2 separate regions of the Homo sapiens genome follow, and region 1 is linked to region 2. Evidence: chromatin loops called from intact Hi-C (ENCODE). Cell type or tissue: IMR-90. All regions are shown on one strand.

Region 1 (8,000 bases), 57 kb before region 2:
TAAAAATACAAAAAATTAGCCGGGCGTGGTGGCGGGCACCTGTAGTCCCAGCTACTCGGGAGGCTGAGGCAGGAGAATGGCGTGAACCCGGGAAGCGGAGCTTGCAGTGAGCCGAGATTGCGCCACTGCAGTCCGCAGTCCGGCCTGGGCGACAGAGCGAGACTCCGTCTCAAAAAAAAAAAAAAAAAAAAAAAAAAAAGAGAGATCCTCCTTGAGCCTTTCAAATTACAGGATTACAGGTGTGGGCCATCACCCCTGGCCCAAAAGCTTTCATTTCAGGCCAGAACAGCCCTGAAAGTCCCTACACAAAGACAGATATTTATCAAATGTTACCTAGTCAATTTCTCAAAACATTTACTTTTCAGTTGACTGGAAAAAAACACTGGTCGGTAGCAGACAAGGGTCAGTTACTGAATTAAGCTATAGACTTAAAAAAAAAAAAAACCCTGAAAGAAAACAAAGTCCGTTAGCTCTACAGCAACCATTCACTATTTAACCTACTGAACGCTCATCCAGAGTGCCAATCAGACCGTTTTAATTAAGGAAACTATTACAGGCAGAACTCAAGGCTAGTCATGTGCTGAGACAGCAACGGTTCAGGAAACACCCCTGCTCTGAGAGGCTGATATCAGGCGGAAGGGCTGCCCACCCATACCACTGTGTTTCCCTTATCATCTACTCACTGAAGACCTTGGCCCATTTTGTGCAGATGTGAGTAGTAATGGCCTTCAAGCCAAGGACATTCAACGCTACATTCTCCTGCTTATTAAAAATCTTTTCCAAAAAGATACAATAAAGCCCTCCCCGCAGGAGCACCAAAAGCTCCAGAACGTGGCATGCTGAACTTCCCCACATTTAAGACTTTACCCACCATATGGCCTTAATTTTCCATACATGGTTTTGGGGAAAGGCACTTAAATACTAGTGAAGACATTTACAACTTCCTCTTATATATAAAATATGCTGAGGGATTGACAAACATTAAAATGAAGTCCAGGTTTTAAAATAAAATCCCCATCACTGTTTCCTAAGCCCTTCGAGAAACATTAGCAATTCATGATCAACTGGCAAATGCAAGCTTCTCCCAAGCTTCTTCTCCAGTTCTGCCGTGTGACCTGCTGTCTCAGAAGCCAGGTCTTCAAAAATGCTCATGTCACCCAACTTTTTAAGTCAAATAGGGACAGTAGGGGGTGGGGCTGAGCTCTGCACAATTCCTACCCTGACCTCCAACTACATCCACATAGTTCATGTTCTCTCTTCTTTATTTTCTGATTCCTTCCTTTAGACTTTTGTTCAAATCCACTATTAGCAAATTTTAAATATATGAGACAGTCAAGAAAGTGGGCAACATGGTACCATTATAAAATTACAATATACTACTATAGACAATCATACCCATGCAGATCTGGGCCCAAAAAAATAATCAGGTATTAAGAAATAAGGCACACCCCTCCAAAGACAACTTAATTCAAATACCTCTTACCATTTGCTCCAGTAGAATGAGTTTAAAAGAGGTAACTATTTGGCATGGGCAGCTGCTCTCTTATGTTCTGGAGAACATAAAAATAAAAGCTGAGTGAGAATAAGTTGTTCCTACTGAAGAGAAAAAGGGTACAACAGCATTAGTAAATACGAAAGAGTCAGATCACCATTCTACTGGCTGATAAAAATGTTTGTTAGGCTAAAGGATTTCCTATCATTTTCTTCTTTAAGAACAAAGAAATGGGCTTTGGATAATAAAAACGTGTAACAAAATAATTCTGAAGTGACCTCAGGCCATGTCAAACTCAATTCAAACTAGTCACAGCCAAAGATGAAAGGAAGATTCTCTAATCATCCCCTAGCTACTATACATTTTTAGTATTTTTATACTGTATTATAGTTAGCATTTAGAAAATAAAACTGTCTAGCACTGTTGACCCTTCAACAATACGAGTTTGAACTGTGCATGTCCACTTAAAAGTGGATTTTTTCAATAACAGTTACACCAAGTGTGCCTGCCTCTCCTGCCTCCCCTTCCTCCTCCTCCACCTCTGCCACTGGAGACAGCAAGACCAATCTCTTCTTTCCCTCCTCCTCATCAGCTTACCCAATGCAAAGACAATGAGGATAAAGACCTTTATGATCCACTTCCATTAATGAATAGCAAATATATTTTCTCTTCTTTAGGATTTTCTTTTTTTTTTTTTTTTTTTTTTTTTTTTTTTTTTGAGACGGAGTCTCGCTGTCGCCCAGGCTGGAGTGCAGTGGCGCAATCTCGGCTCACTGCAGGCTCCGCCCCCTGGGGTTCACGCCATTCTCCTGCCTCAGCCTCCCGAGTAGCTGGGACTACAGGCACCCGCCACCTCGCCCGGCTAATTTTTTGTATTTTTAGTAGAGACGGGGTTTCACCGTGTTAGCCAGGATGGTCTCGATCTCCTGACCTCGTGATCCACCCGCCTCGGCCTCCCAATAGGATTTTCTTAATAACATTTTCTTCTCTCTAGCTTATGTTATTGTAACAACACAGTATATAATACATATAACATACAAAATGCATGTTATTCAACTGTTCATGTTATTGGTAAGGCTTCTGGTCAACTGTAGGCTACTAGTAGTTAAGTTCTGGAGGAGTCGAAAGTTACATGCAGGCCAGGCACGGTGGTTCATGCCTTTATTCCAAGCACTTCAGGAGGCCAACGGAGAAGGATCACTTGAGGTCAGGAGTTCCAGACCAGCCTGGGCAACACAGTGAGACCATGTTTCTATTTAATTTTAAAAACTGTATTTTAAAAGTGTGTTTAAAGGAAAAGAAAAAAGTATGCTTATTCAATTCAGTATTTATATTCTAGAATAATGCTGCTCAAAAAATAATTTAAAAAAGAATGATGGATTTAATAAGGTACACATAAAACTATATATATACAAGGTTGTGTGTGTGTGCATGCGTGTGTGTGTGTGTGTGTGTGTGTGTGTGTGTAGATTTTTCTTTCTTTTAGAGTATAGAAATTGTTTTAGATATCCCTTAAGTAGAGAAATAGCACTTAGGAAGGAAGTATACACTTAGAAGGCGAAGAGTCATGTCACCAACAGGTTGGGAGAACTGTTGAGTCATGGCCTCCTCCTGTGTTGCCTGAGGAGACCTGAGTAAGAATGGATGTATAACAGAAGAATCTCCCACCTGACCTATTAGAGATACTGTACCAGCATTACCAGATATCACTTCTATTAAAAGAAGATATTTCAGTGCCCAGAGGTTCAAGTTATCAAACGAAGCAACTCAATTCAAAAGACAAGGTGTATTAAAACCCATAAAAAAAAAACAAAAACCATTTTTAAGAAATCCTAACAAGTAACTGAAACCCAAAATGCTCTGTCTTGAGTCATGAGATCCATCAGTTCTTGATATTGTCTGGACTTGCATCTAGAGCTAGATTGTAAAATCTTTTTAGGCATGTGTTAGATTTCTGTGAAAACTTTGTTTAAACGTAAACCTCATACCACACTATCAGTTTCTGTGTTAATAAAACTATAGATTTATTATACTAAAAAAAAAAAGAACAAAATACAAGGGGTAGCTGTATGACACAGAAGCTAAACAAGTGCCTGGCCTCACGGTAGTATACAGAACTTAAGGTGCCTGCTCAAAACTGTCATGTTTAAGTTTATCAACCAAGAGTTATTATTAAAATACCATTAATACATCCGGGCATGGTGGCTCACGCCTGTAATTCTAACACTTTGGGAAGCCGAGGCAGGCCGATCATCTGAGGTCAAGAGCTCAAGACAAGCCTAGCCAACATGGCGAAACCTCATCTCTACTAAAAATACAAAAATTAGCTGGGTGTGGAGGCACACGCCTGTAATCCCAGCTACTTGGGAGGCTGAGGCGGGAGAATCGCTTGAACCTGGGAGTTAGAGGTTGCAGTGAGCCGAGATCATGCCATTGCACTCCAGTCTGGGAGACAGAGTGAGATCCCATCTCAAAAAAAAAAAAATAATTAAGACATTTGAGAACTGCACTGAAGGTGCACATTTCAATAACATATAGCTATTCTGGAGGGAAAAAAAAAGTATATCTAGAAAAACAGCTTCCAAGATTGAGGTAAAAATCACAGGGCACTCAATAATATGTACTGACTTTTCTTCCCTCTCGAAGTACCAGAGCAGAGCTACATTCACAGAGCATTCCTGCAGGCTGCTTGCTTCACCATTAAGCAATTCTTGGCAGTTCCAAAGATGTTATGTTTTCAAAGACAGTTTTTCAGTTGTGTTGCTATTATAAGCCTGGATTTTTCAAATGGCTAAAAATTACAGATATCTAAAAATCTTAGATTCCACCTCTATTAAAGAAGAATGATGCTGGGAACGGTCAAATAAATGTAACCCAGAAAAGTGCCCTAATGTACTTTAAAAACATTTTCAGAGATAATGATTCCCAAATTTCCCTTACTGAAATTCAAGGAAGGTCACAAATAGCAAGCCACTTTAAAAGCAGTGCTCCAATTACCCATCCCCTAAGCTCTGCACAAAGGTTTATGGAGGGGAGATGGTCAGATAACTTGACCATCCGTTATAGGATGCAGTCACTCCAGAAGAGCTGACTCCTTAGGAAATTTTCTTCTGACAAAGCAACAAATGAGAAAAACTCCAAGGTCTTTGTTTCAGCATCTGGCTGAGATCAAGGTTAAGTATAATGAAACCTATACAACCCCAGAATTTAACATATGACAGTATTTTTGGCCTGTATAAAATACGTCTCCCTTAATCTGCATTAAGCTGTTGTTTTTCTCAATAAAAGAATATCCTTTTGTAATTGTTTAAAATGTTTAAGAAATGAGTAAGCCAGTACAGTCACTCGAAGAGCAATAGTAATGCATATACCAGTATACGTCAGTCAAAGGGTAGATCATCTGATCATTTCTCAATTATTCAGGAAAAGCCTGGCACCCCAAACTATACACCAATGCATTAGAGTTAACAAGATTCTTAGAACATGGGTTGAAGTATAAGCTCTCACCTAATTTCAAGAAACATAGAGAAGATTTTAAATGCATTCACTATGGAGGGAAAACATAAACATGTAACAGAAAACCTTCTTAAGTAGCCAGAAAATTATCCAAACTATTTCATCTGCAAAGATGACAACAATGAATTCAGAAATCAATGACTAAAACTGCACAAGCATTTCCCATATTTTCCTTTTCCACTTCAAAAAGGGAAAAGCCAGTGGGCAGAAAATATCGGACATTTGATAAATCAAAATTCTGCTATAAAGAGCAGGGTTTTTTGTTTTTGTTTTTGTTTTTGTTTTTTTTCCCTGAGATGGAGTCTCGCCCTGTCCCCCAGGCTGGAGTGCAATGGCACAATCTCGGCTCACTGCAACCTCCACCTCCTGGGTTCTAGCAATTCTCCTGCCTCAGCCTCCCAAGTAGCTGAGATTACAGGTGTGTGCCACCACACCCAGCTAATTTTTGTATTTTTAGTAGAGACAGGGTTTCACCATGTTGGTCAGAATGTTCTCAAACTCCTGACCTCAGGTGATCCATCCACCTCAGCCTCCCGAAGTGCTGGGATTACAGGCGTGAGCCACAGCGCCTGGCCAAATAGCAGGTCTTCTAAGAATGACAGTTTGAGTGACATTTCCTCCCTGCAATGTGACTTTGGAACTAATCCACCAACTCACCTTATTCCATTTCAAAGTTAGTAGTATATCTTGCTTTTGAGTGCAACTTCAGGTAATCTCTCAAAACCTAGATTAAAATAATTATGAACTTTATTAGTAGTTATTTCCAAATTTTGAAAAACACACAACTATAACTCATAGTAAGTAAAAGGGGAAAAAAATCACCACTACTAATCAAATCACAATTATGAAATTTTATACTTTGTCTCTAAAACCTTCTTTAATTGGTAATCTCTTTATGTGCAGCTCAATACACATTTATTGGGCTTTTGTTTTTTAGACGGTGTTTTGCTCTTGTCGCCCAGGCTGGAGTACAGTGGCAAGATCTCAGCTCACTGCAACCTCCGCCTCCTGGGTTCAAGCAATTCTCCTGCCTCAGCCTCCTGAGTAGCTGGGATTACAGGTGTGCACCACCACACCGGCTAATTTTTGTGTTTTTAGCAGAGACGGGGTTTCACCATGTTGGCCAGGCTAATCTTGAACTCCTCACCTCAGGTGATCCACCCGCCTCAGCCTCCCAAAATGCTGGGATTACAGGCGTGAGCCACTGCACTATGCCCCGCCTCAACACATATTTAAATTTAAGCCAACCAACAGCCATTCCCACTTAAACAACAAATTCTTGCTTGGCTATTCATTCAGTCTGTCCACAGACTGCTACTCAAAGATCTCACCCTGGAAGCTGTATGTATAGAAGAAAAAACAACAACAACAACAAAGTGATTTTGATGAGTTGGTCCATCACATGCCTATGGGAATCACTATTCCAAAATACTAGTTCTCTACAGGGAGCAATTTTGTACCCACAGGTGACATCTTGCAACATCTGGTAACATTTTTGGTCATCACAAGTGAAGTGGGGGGTGGGCACACTATTGGCATGTAATACACAAAAACCAGGGAAGCCACTAAACATCTTACAATGCACAGGACAGTCCCCTCCAACAAAGAATTATCCTGCCTAAAGCGAAAATACTGGTGAGGTTTAGAAACCCTGTTCCGAAGAAACCAAACACTGCATATTTGGAAATTCCACAATTCTCACACTGCTCATTTCAGATCACCTACTAAGCTCCCACCATGGTTGTATTTCCTATGAATGCTAAGCTTATTGGTTAAAAGAATACCCACACACATGCCCAATAGTAATCATCTACAGCACATGTACCAATTTCTAAAATGTATTAAATAAGTCAGACACGTCCATAAGAGCTTCCAATAAATAATTTTAAACACTATTTCAAACTATGTAATTGCCAAACTCTGTTCCCAATCACATAAAATGGAAGCTAAGAAGAATAAAAATCATCAGAACTTAGTAGTTTCACTCACAGATATTCCCAATTCCTACTGAAGACAAAAGGGGAAGTTCCTCTTCCCAGCCTATCACCCCGGACATTAGGCCTCCCACCTTTTATTCAGCTAAATAAAAAAGCACTTCAAACAAGACTTACCAAGGGCCTATCATGCCCTCACACTATGATCTCATGTAATACGGTAGAACAGAGCTCGGTAAGACCCCGCAACAGGCCTTTCCTACACTACCATAACCAAATCGTACAAATATCAGAAGAAAACCGTGGGTAAAATAAACCTCTAAAGAAGGAATGTCCAATCTTTTGGCTTCCCTGGGCCACAGTGGAAGAAGAATTGTCTTAAGCCACACATAAAATACACTAACGATAGCTGATGAGCTTTAAAAAAATTGCAATAAAGTCTCATAATGTTTTAAGGAAGTTTACAAGTTTGTGTTGGGCTGCATTCAAAGCCATCCTGTGCCACATGTGGCTCGTGGGCTGCAGGATGGACAAGCTTGCTCTAAAAGATATTCTGAGAGTCAGATATCTAAGATAACAAAACTTGCTGTTTTTACACAACTGGCCTGCAGCTTGCACCCATAGAATAGGTGAAGAAATCTATAACACTCAAAATATGTACTTCGTTTTGTTAATCTTTAACTAATGAGCTACAACTAATTATATAAATAAGACATGGCTGGCAGCTGATCTGCAGTAGTAATCCACTTAGGAACATGAATAAACATGCAAATTTTAAACTCAAGCAAAAGGACAGGATTTATGAACACACTTAGAAAGATTCCATCAGAATTACTCCATTCTAACTGAACAAGATTTCCATATGTGGCAAATGGGCTTATTCTAATTAAAGTCTGACTTTGTCTTCTGAATCCTCAGTGTACACAGGAACTACCCAAATCAGGCTGAACTACAGTAACTCGAAGCAGCAAGCGGGCCAGGGGCTGTGGGTAGTGGGGCAAAGACCGGTGCTCGTACCCCAAAGCACCAGAAGGTTTGGCAGTCCAGGTAGAACCTGT
Region 2 (8,000 bases):
ACCTAAAGATTGAAAAGGGGGAAATAATTCATCTGAAATACATGCAAAGATTGAAAAGGGGGAAATAATTAATTTGAGATACATGTACAATGCAGATAAAAATATCAATTTGATCAAAGATGAAATTTCCGTAAATTTGTTAAAGCCAAATGGTTTCTGCAGGAAACCTGTTTTCTGTGACTCAAATCCAAAATGGAAAACGTGGGTGGTTCTTCCTGTCTCACCATTAGAGTCAGCCAATTGGCTGGTGAAGCTTTCACACAACTTCAGCTCAAACCCCAGCCTTCCATCTGCTTTAACACTGCCATACCTTAGTGGAATGAAAGAGGAATAAAGGCTTTCTCTAGCCTCAAAGGAAGTCTTTCACAGGGAACCTTTGGTTTATTCTATCTACACCATACTTGATCAAACTGCCCATTTTTTAAAACTTCAAATCCAAAAGATGTGATAAATAGTACGAGCTAAATCACAAAATAATTCAAGGGCATTAAAACTATCTCTGATTGTGGAGCTGATTTCTAAAAAAACAGCAAACTCATCTCTCAAGTACGAAACTCCAGTGGCAACACACATGCCGGCTCCTTGAACACAGCAGCATCTCTTCCCCAGCCACATGGCACTCACCATTTGCCATGACGGGCCGCCAACAGAGACCACATGTGAACTTCTAAACATGTGACTCCACCAGAATGGAGTATGAACCCAATATTTCTGTAGGGTATGTCTGCGTGTCCACCTAAAGCTACTAAATTAGCTAGTGTGACGCATTTAACTGAAAATATCACACGCAACAGTATGCCTTCAGTGAGAAAAGACCACTAGTACATGATACTAGCATGGTAAAACAATTGTGCATACACTGCTGCCCAACTGAATCTTAAATCCTTAAAGCACTGGAAAACCTGCTAGTGCAAGACAATAAAAATTCAGGCAGCTGCTTCCAATGGTGATGTAAGGACCCCACATGGCAAACTGCTCAGGGGTAGCTACTGTCCAGTTCCTAAAGATTCCAGGCCCACTTAAAAATCCTAAGGTCTCAGGAGGCTTTTTTCTCAAAAACTGCTAAAAGGCTCATACAGTTCACCCCACGTAGTAGAAAAAGGCCCTTGATAGGCCACCAGTGACTGCACAGCAAGTTCTTACGTAATGACTTATCTGGTAGTCACACAGGAAAACCCGTTGACCAGGATAAAGTGAGGGGCCCAGGTTCTCAGATAGCCATCTCAAGGGAACTGTTGTTACATGGAGCCACTGAAATGTGAAATACACACACACTATTTGTAAATGTGAATTTTAGAAAGTATATGTATGGAAGCACTAAGCATATCATGAACAAATACAGACCATAAGCTTGTAGAGCCAAAAAAGACCCAATACCCCATTACCACTGTAATACTCTTAATTTTACCAATAAAATTAAGTCAAAACCTCCTGACTGCCAGCCCAGTGCTCCTAATAGTACACCTGCTTTCTTATCAACTGTGAAAACTACATTTTGGAGTATACTAAAATTGAGTTACAACTCAGTTGCATGATCAATATCTCATTTAACCATGTGCTGCAAAAGCAAAATTTACATAAAAGATTAAGAAGTAAAAACCTTTATCATATCCCTAGTGAAGGGGGAAGGGTACAGTGAGGTTTGCTGTCTTTCTCCATACCAGTATAATTTTATCCTCAGGAAAAAAAAATATATATAAACTATATATACAAATCATCTCTCTTTTCAAAAACTGCTGCCAAAACCAGTACATCTAGGAAAAAGACACAAAATATGATGTCTTACTACCCTTACGAAGAATGGCATAAATAACAATCCTTTCTTAAGGTTTAAAATATTTTCTAAGTTTTTTTCACTGTGCTATCATTAATTTCCTCTAATGTAATTTTAGAACAGATCAAGTAGATACATTTCCTCATTTCAGTTTCTTTAAAACTTTGATTTGCTGACACTTCTTCTAAGACAATAATCAACAGTGATCTCTCATTCTGTTCATTTTCTCAACTTCCAAAAGGCAATTCCTCAAGTAAGCACATTTTTGCAAGACTAAAATAATGCACATACTTACACACATAAAAAGAGAAAGACATAAATACTTTGTATAGGATGAAATAACTGCGTGACTTTTGAAATTTTTAAGATAAAATGCAGACCTCAAAACAAGTTCGTAATTGCTCCCTGGGTTATCTCCAAAGAGAGGCTTGTACATTCGTCTCCTATTGATACTTCAGTGAAAATCTGTGACAAAAATTCATCCCAACTCTGCCGTTAACTAGCTGTGTGATAGATACTGGGCAGGTCGTGTAAGCTTTGGACTTAGGCTCATATAAAAAGTTGGCATATCTGATTTCTATAGTATTTTCTAGGTTTCTTAATATCTTCCTAAGACATTATCTATCATCTTTATTGTCACTGAATTCTAAAGGTCAAATATATCTTTAGATAATAAAAATAACCATTCATAAACTACCTTACGCCCTAGAACTCAATAGAAGACTACCATCAGCTTATCTGAAACCTTTAGAACATTATAAGCTTTATCTTCATTAAATGTTATCGCTTTGTCTCATGTTTTAGCATTTTGTAAAAAGTTTAGATTAGTAGAAATGTACTCTCACATCTAGATGACCCCGAAGCACTGTTCAACTCTCACAAGATGGGAGATCTTGATGCCTTCACTTCCTTCCTCATCCATCCTCCATCACCACAGTACCCTCATACCCTGAAACTCAACTTTTTGGGCCACAATGTTGACAACAAAAACCTTTTAAACCACTTATGTTAAAAATCAGCTACATGTCCAAGTCTGTATCTGAGAATCTCTGTATGCATTTTTATCATTTAGTACTCTCGATTTTAAGATCTAAAGAACCAGTTCCATTGATAATATCTGCATAATCTCATGACTCTTCATCTGAATCTGAGTTCCCTGTTTATTGCCAAACAAGCAAGGAGGTTCCAGAAAACTGTATACAACACAACTCATGCACTTACTTTCTTTATATACCAACTGATGATTTTGCCATCCTCAATTAAGTCAATTAAAAAAACAACCAGTAGGACTGAGAATCTGTCATTTTACCAGTAGGAATCCCAAAAAGCAGCTGCTTTTGCCAAGTTCATTCATTCAACACATTTATTATCTACTATGTGGCAGGCACTTTTTATTTTTCATCCTGGGGATATATAAACAGACAAAAGTCCCTGCCTTCATATGCTCTACTGAAGAAGATGACACACCATAAATAGAAACCATAATAGACAAATTATATGGAGGAGATGTACATATAAGGTGTATTAGTCTGTTCTCATGCTGCTAATAATGACATACCCGAGACTGGGTAATTTATAAAGAAAAAGAGGTTTAGTGGATTCACAGTTCCACATGGCTGGGGAGACCACACAATCATGGCGGAAGGTGAAGGAAGAGCAAAGTGACATCTTACATGGCGGCAGGCAAGAGAGCGTGTGCAGGGGAACTGCCCTTTATAAAACCATCAGATCTCATGAGACTTATTCACTATCATGAGAACAGCACAGGAAAAACCTGCCCCAATGATTCAGTTACCTCCCACTGGGTCCCTCCCACAATATGTGGGGAATATGAGAACCTCAATTCAAGATGAGATTTGGGTGGGTACACAACCAAACCATACCATAAGGTCAGAGGGGATACATGCTTGATATGGTTTAGATCTGTGTCCCCACCCAAATCTCAAGTTCAATTTTAATTCCCAGTGTTAGAGGTGGGGCCTGGTGCAAGGTGACTGGATTTTAGGGGTAGATCCTTCATGAATGATTTAGCACCATCCCTTTGGTGCTGTTCTCAAGTTCTCACGAGATCTGGTTATCTAAAAGTGTATAGCACCTTCCCACTCTCTCTCTTCCTCCTGCTCCAGCCATGCAAGACGTGCCTGCTTCCCTCTGCCATGACTAAAAGTTTCCTGAGGCCTCCCCAGAAGCTGTCATGCTTCCTGTACAGCCTGTGGAACCGTGAATCAATTAAATCTCTTTCTTTATAAATTACCCAGTCTCAGGTATTTATTTATACTAGTGCAAGAATTGACTAATACAGTGCTATTGCAAAGAAAAAGGACAGGCTGTTAAGAAAAAGGGATTCAGGAATGAATGGAGGGCAGGTGGGCTCAGTCTTAAACAGGACGGGGTCAGGGTAAGACTCACTACAAAGGCAGTGTCTGAGCAAAGACATGAAGGAGATGATGAAGTGAGCCAGACTGAAGTTTCCTAGTAATTCTTAACTTGTACCGACTATACACGTAATGGCAAATGCTTTAGCAAAAGAGTTATGTATGAGCAAATTTATAAACAACCCAGAGGACTAAAATAGAAGAGAGCTGTGTGTAAATCCCCTCCATTTTTGCAGCTTATTTTACCAAGTGAAACTTACAACTTCAATTAGGTATGCTTGGTGTGTTTTTACCCCAAGTGTTATTTTGAACAAAATTCTTACTTCTGTGATTCATTTTCCTCAAAATTCAAAAATAAATGTCCCACTATTCATTTGAAACATAAAAGAGCACCAGTGTTGGCCGGGCACAGTGGCTCATGCCTGTAATCCCAGCACTTTGGGAGGTCCAGGCAGGTAGATCATTTTGAGTTCAGTAGTTCAAGACCAGCCTGGGCAACATGGCAAAACCCGTCTCTACAAAAATACAAAAAATAGAGGCCAGGCACACTGGCTTATGGCCCAGTACTTTGGGAGGCCAAGGTGGACCACTCACTTGAGGTCAGGAGTTCGAGACCAACCTGGCCAATGTAACAAAACCTCGTCTCTACTAATAATACAAAAAAAAATTAGCTGGGCATGGTGGTGTGCACCTGTAATCCCAGCTACTTGGAAGGCTGAGGCACAAGAATTGCTTGAGCCCAGGAGGCAGAGGTTGCAGTGAGCCAAGATGGCACCACTGCACTGCAGCGTGGGTGACAGAGTAAAACTGTGTCTCAACAACAACAACAAAAATTAGCCGGCATTGATGGCTCATGCCTACAGTACCAACTACTTGGCAGGCTGAGGCTAGAGAATCGCTTGAGCCCAGGAAGCAGAGATTGCAGTGAGCGGAGATCATGCCACTGCGCTGCAGCCTGGGTGACAGAGTGAGACCCTGTTTCAAAAAAACAAAAGAGCACCAGTGTTATCAACCAACAACTCCACTAAGACATCCTGACTATTACGTCAGGGCTCAAATCCCAGTATGGGGAATCCAGGAGCTTTTCCCAGTGTGGAGAAACCTGTGCTTTCCTAGAGAGTTTAGTGGGAAATGAATAGGCTATGAAATCAGGCGGCCTTACCACCAACCAGTTATACAGTCTTGAGCAAATCACTTCAGCCCCTGGGCTTTGGTTTCCTCAACTATAAAAATCAGGGTGTTGGACCATGTGATTTCGAAGTTCCTTATAGGGCTAACTCTCTTTCACACACACACAAAAAAAAACTTCAGATAAATAGCCATCTATTAAAAATTATAACATTAGCCAAGCACGGTGACACACAGTCCCAGCTACTCGGGAGGCTGAAGGGGAGGATCACCTAAGCTTAAGCATAGGAGTTTGAGACTGCTGTGAGCTACGATCACGCCACTGCACTTCCCCCTAGGAGACCAGAGTAAGACCCTGTCTCTAACACATAAAATTTTTTTAAAATTATAATAATGTCATGATTTGTAATTCTGCTAACCCACCATCAGATTCATATTAATTTCATTCTTCAATATTCTTCAAATAACTAATGAATTTATACTAACTGATTCATAAGTCTCAACTCTCTCTGATCAGAAAAACAAATTCACAAGAATGGGTCTTGACTTGCAGTGGTATTCACCAAGGATTAAAAAAAAAAAACCCTGGAATTTCTCTGTCTTTGGCTTTCCTATCAACATACCCCTGCTAGCTTAAATAGAATTTTAAAGTAACACAACCATAAAATATTCTTTATATCCCTCAGTGAAATAGTATTTGTTGTTGCTGTATTTTGTAGAGACATGGTCTCACTCTGTTGCCCAGGCTGGAGTACAGTGGCACCATCATAGTTCAGTGCAGCCTTGAACTGGGCTCAAGCGATCCTCCTGCCTCAGCCTCCCTGGTAGCTAGGACAACAGGTGTGCTTTTTTTTTTTTTTTTTTTTGTAGAGACAAGGTCTTGCTATGTTGCCCAGGCTGGTCTTGAGCTCCTGGCCTTAAGTAACCCTCCTGCCACGGCCTCCCAAAGTGCTGGGATCACAGGCATGAGCCACGTGCCTGGCCCAAAAAGTACGTTTTTAAATAGTAGGTTTCCTTAAAAGTTTCACTTAAAAGCTTATATTATTGATTACTATTATACTGCTTATAATTATAATTAACATTATATTATTTTAAATTGATACTGTAATAAGTATCTGTTATTCATGGAGCCCCAAATCATCTTTGTTATGTTTTCACTACTTCCTTACTGTGTAAACCTCACTTCCCAATATAGAATTTAAAAAAAGAAAGCAAATAAGCAAATTGGGGGTATACAAGCAGACATGTTAATTAGGTTCCACCAACCAGACATACCACATGGGGCTCCTTCAGAACGGTGTTATGTAGGGAAAGTGGAAGAAGGGGGGTGAGTCTTGCTTGGGTTCCTGGTTTGCAGCACCCTGACTTTATCAGTAGCAGCAGCTCCTCAGCAGGCTTGTTCCACAGTGCAGAACTGGCAACCATTCCCAGAAACTCAGAGTACAGTCTCTTTTGTCAGCCTGCCCAATCTGCTAAACTAGCTATCACCCTTAATAAATCACTTGCTGCTTACACTACTAGAATAACTCTTAGTATCTGTAACAAAAAACCCCAACCAACACTCATAGCAAATATTCATTTCATTATTTCCACATACAAGAGCTGAGATTGAAAAGAAAACAACACACAAAACATTCCACCATACAAGCCAAGAATTCTTTGTTTCAAGCCAGGGCTTATATTCACAATCAACACTTCGAACCTTCCCTTATATGTACTTTCTCATAAATTTCATCACCTCTGCCATGCAAGGAGAAGAAAATGGTTTTTGCCTAACTAATTTTCTATCAATAAAGAGTCTGATGACAGTAACTTGGCAAGATATTTGAGAAGAGGATACAATAAACATCATTTTCTATACCAGCTCAAGTTTATGGAGAATCCTGCAGTGTTAGGTAGCACTTTCAGAACATTCCCCAACTGCAGGCAAGGTGATCTAATGCCGTATTTGAATGCCAAAATGATCAGTACTTCGTGCCAAGGCATAACTTAATTCACAAAGCAGCAGTGAACTTTTCACTGATTTCCTCCATCCCTCAGGGTAAGATAATCACGTTAAAACCACAGACACATCAGGCAACTAAAATAGGACACTATTATCTAATACTAAAAGCAGACTGGAAGCACTGAGAAGTGATTATGCATGTTAAAATTCTCTTCTTGGTATAAAGATTAAGTCCTATACAATTACTTGGCAAAGACGGAAAAAGTAATCAGCGGTTAATAATACTGGTCCTTAAAGTGGCAACAGAATCTTACAAAGGACATTTGATATCTTTGACTAATACTGTCAAACTACACAAGGTACTTTTCAGGTAATACTCAAAGGCAAAACTTTATAAAGATCGCTTACACGTTTCTGAAGGCCCTTAATGACACTGATAATGATTCAGTGCATCTCAATGCTCTGCCAAAGCACAAGTATGCATTGTCTCGGCACAGTGATTCAAGACAAGTCTCACTAATGTTAGTGACCCCCGGGCCCTGGGTCTCCAGGCACTCAGCAAGCTCTCCCTTTGTCATCGCAGTACCTCACCTTGCCTCCTGCTCCCTGAATGGCTTTTATCAAACAATTTATAGTGCACTTAGCTTTAGCACTGATGGTGGGGAGAAAGGGAATATGCAAAAGTTAAAACATAAACTATATTCTTCCCTAAGAACAAAGCAAATCAACTTGCTTAGGAAAACTTAGAGCTTGGCTACTTCAAAAACATTTTAAAATT

Evidence for each region. Hi-C counts contacts between places; a loop is a spot of excess contacts. Peaks named below come from ENCODE experiments on the same cell type or tissue, not always from the same donor. Only the 100,000 strongest peaks of a DNase experiment are listed, where the experiment ranks them.
Region 1: a loop joins it to region 2, with 1.8 times the contacts of the local background. A loop is called at or near these places in 5 of 110 quality-filtered maps.

The regions. Positions count from the first base shown.
Region 1 is chr14:71,411,680-71,419,679 of GRCh38, reverse strand. The region is part of intron 2 of SIPA1L1 (signal induced proliferation associated 1 like 1); the gene reads right to left. Among named protein-coding and RNA genes, the nearest start is that of SNORD56B, 17 kb to the right of the region's middle. In IMR-90, no CTCF peak of the experiment used is centred here; DNase peaks (open chromatin) are centred at 4,179 and 4,839; H3K27ac peaks cover 1,738 bases.
Region 2 is chr14:71,354,711-71,362,710 of GRCh38, reverse strand. The region is part of intron 2 of SIPA1L1 (signal induced proliferation associated 1 like 1); the gene reads right to left. Among named protein-coding and RNA genes, the nearest start is that of SIPA1L1-AS1, 37 kb to the right of the region's middle. In IMR-90, no CTCF peak of the experiment used is centred here; DNase peaks (open chromatin) are centred at 4,270 and 6,760; H3K27ac peaks cover 1,640 bases.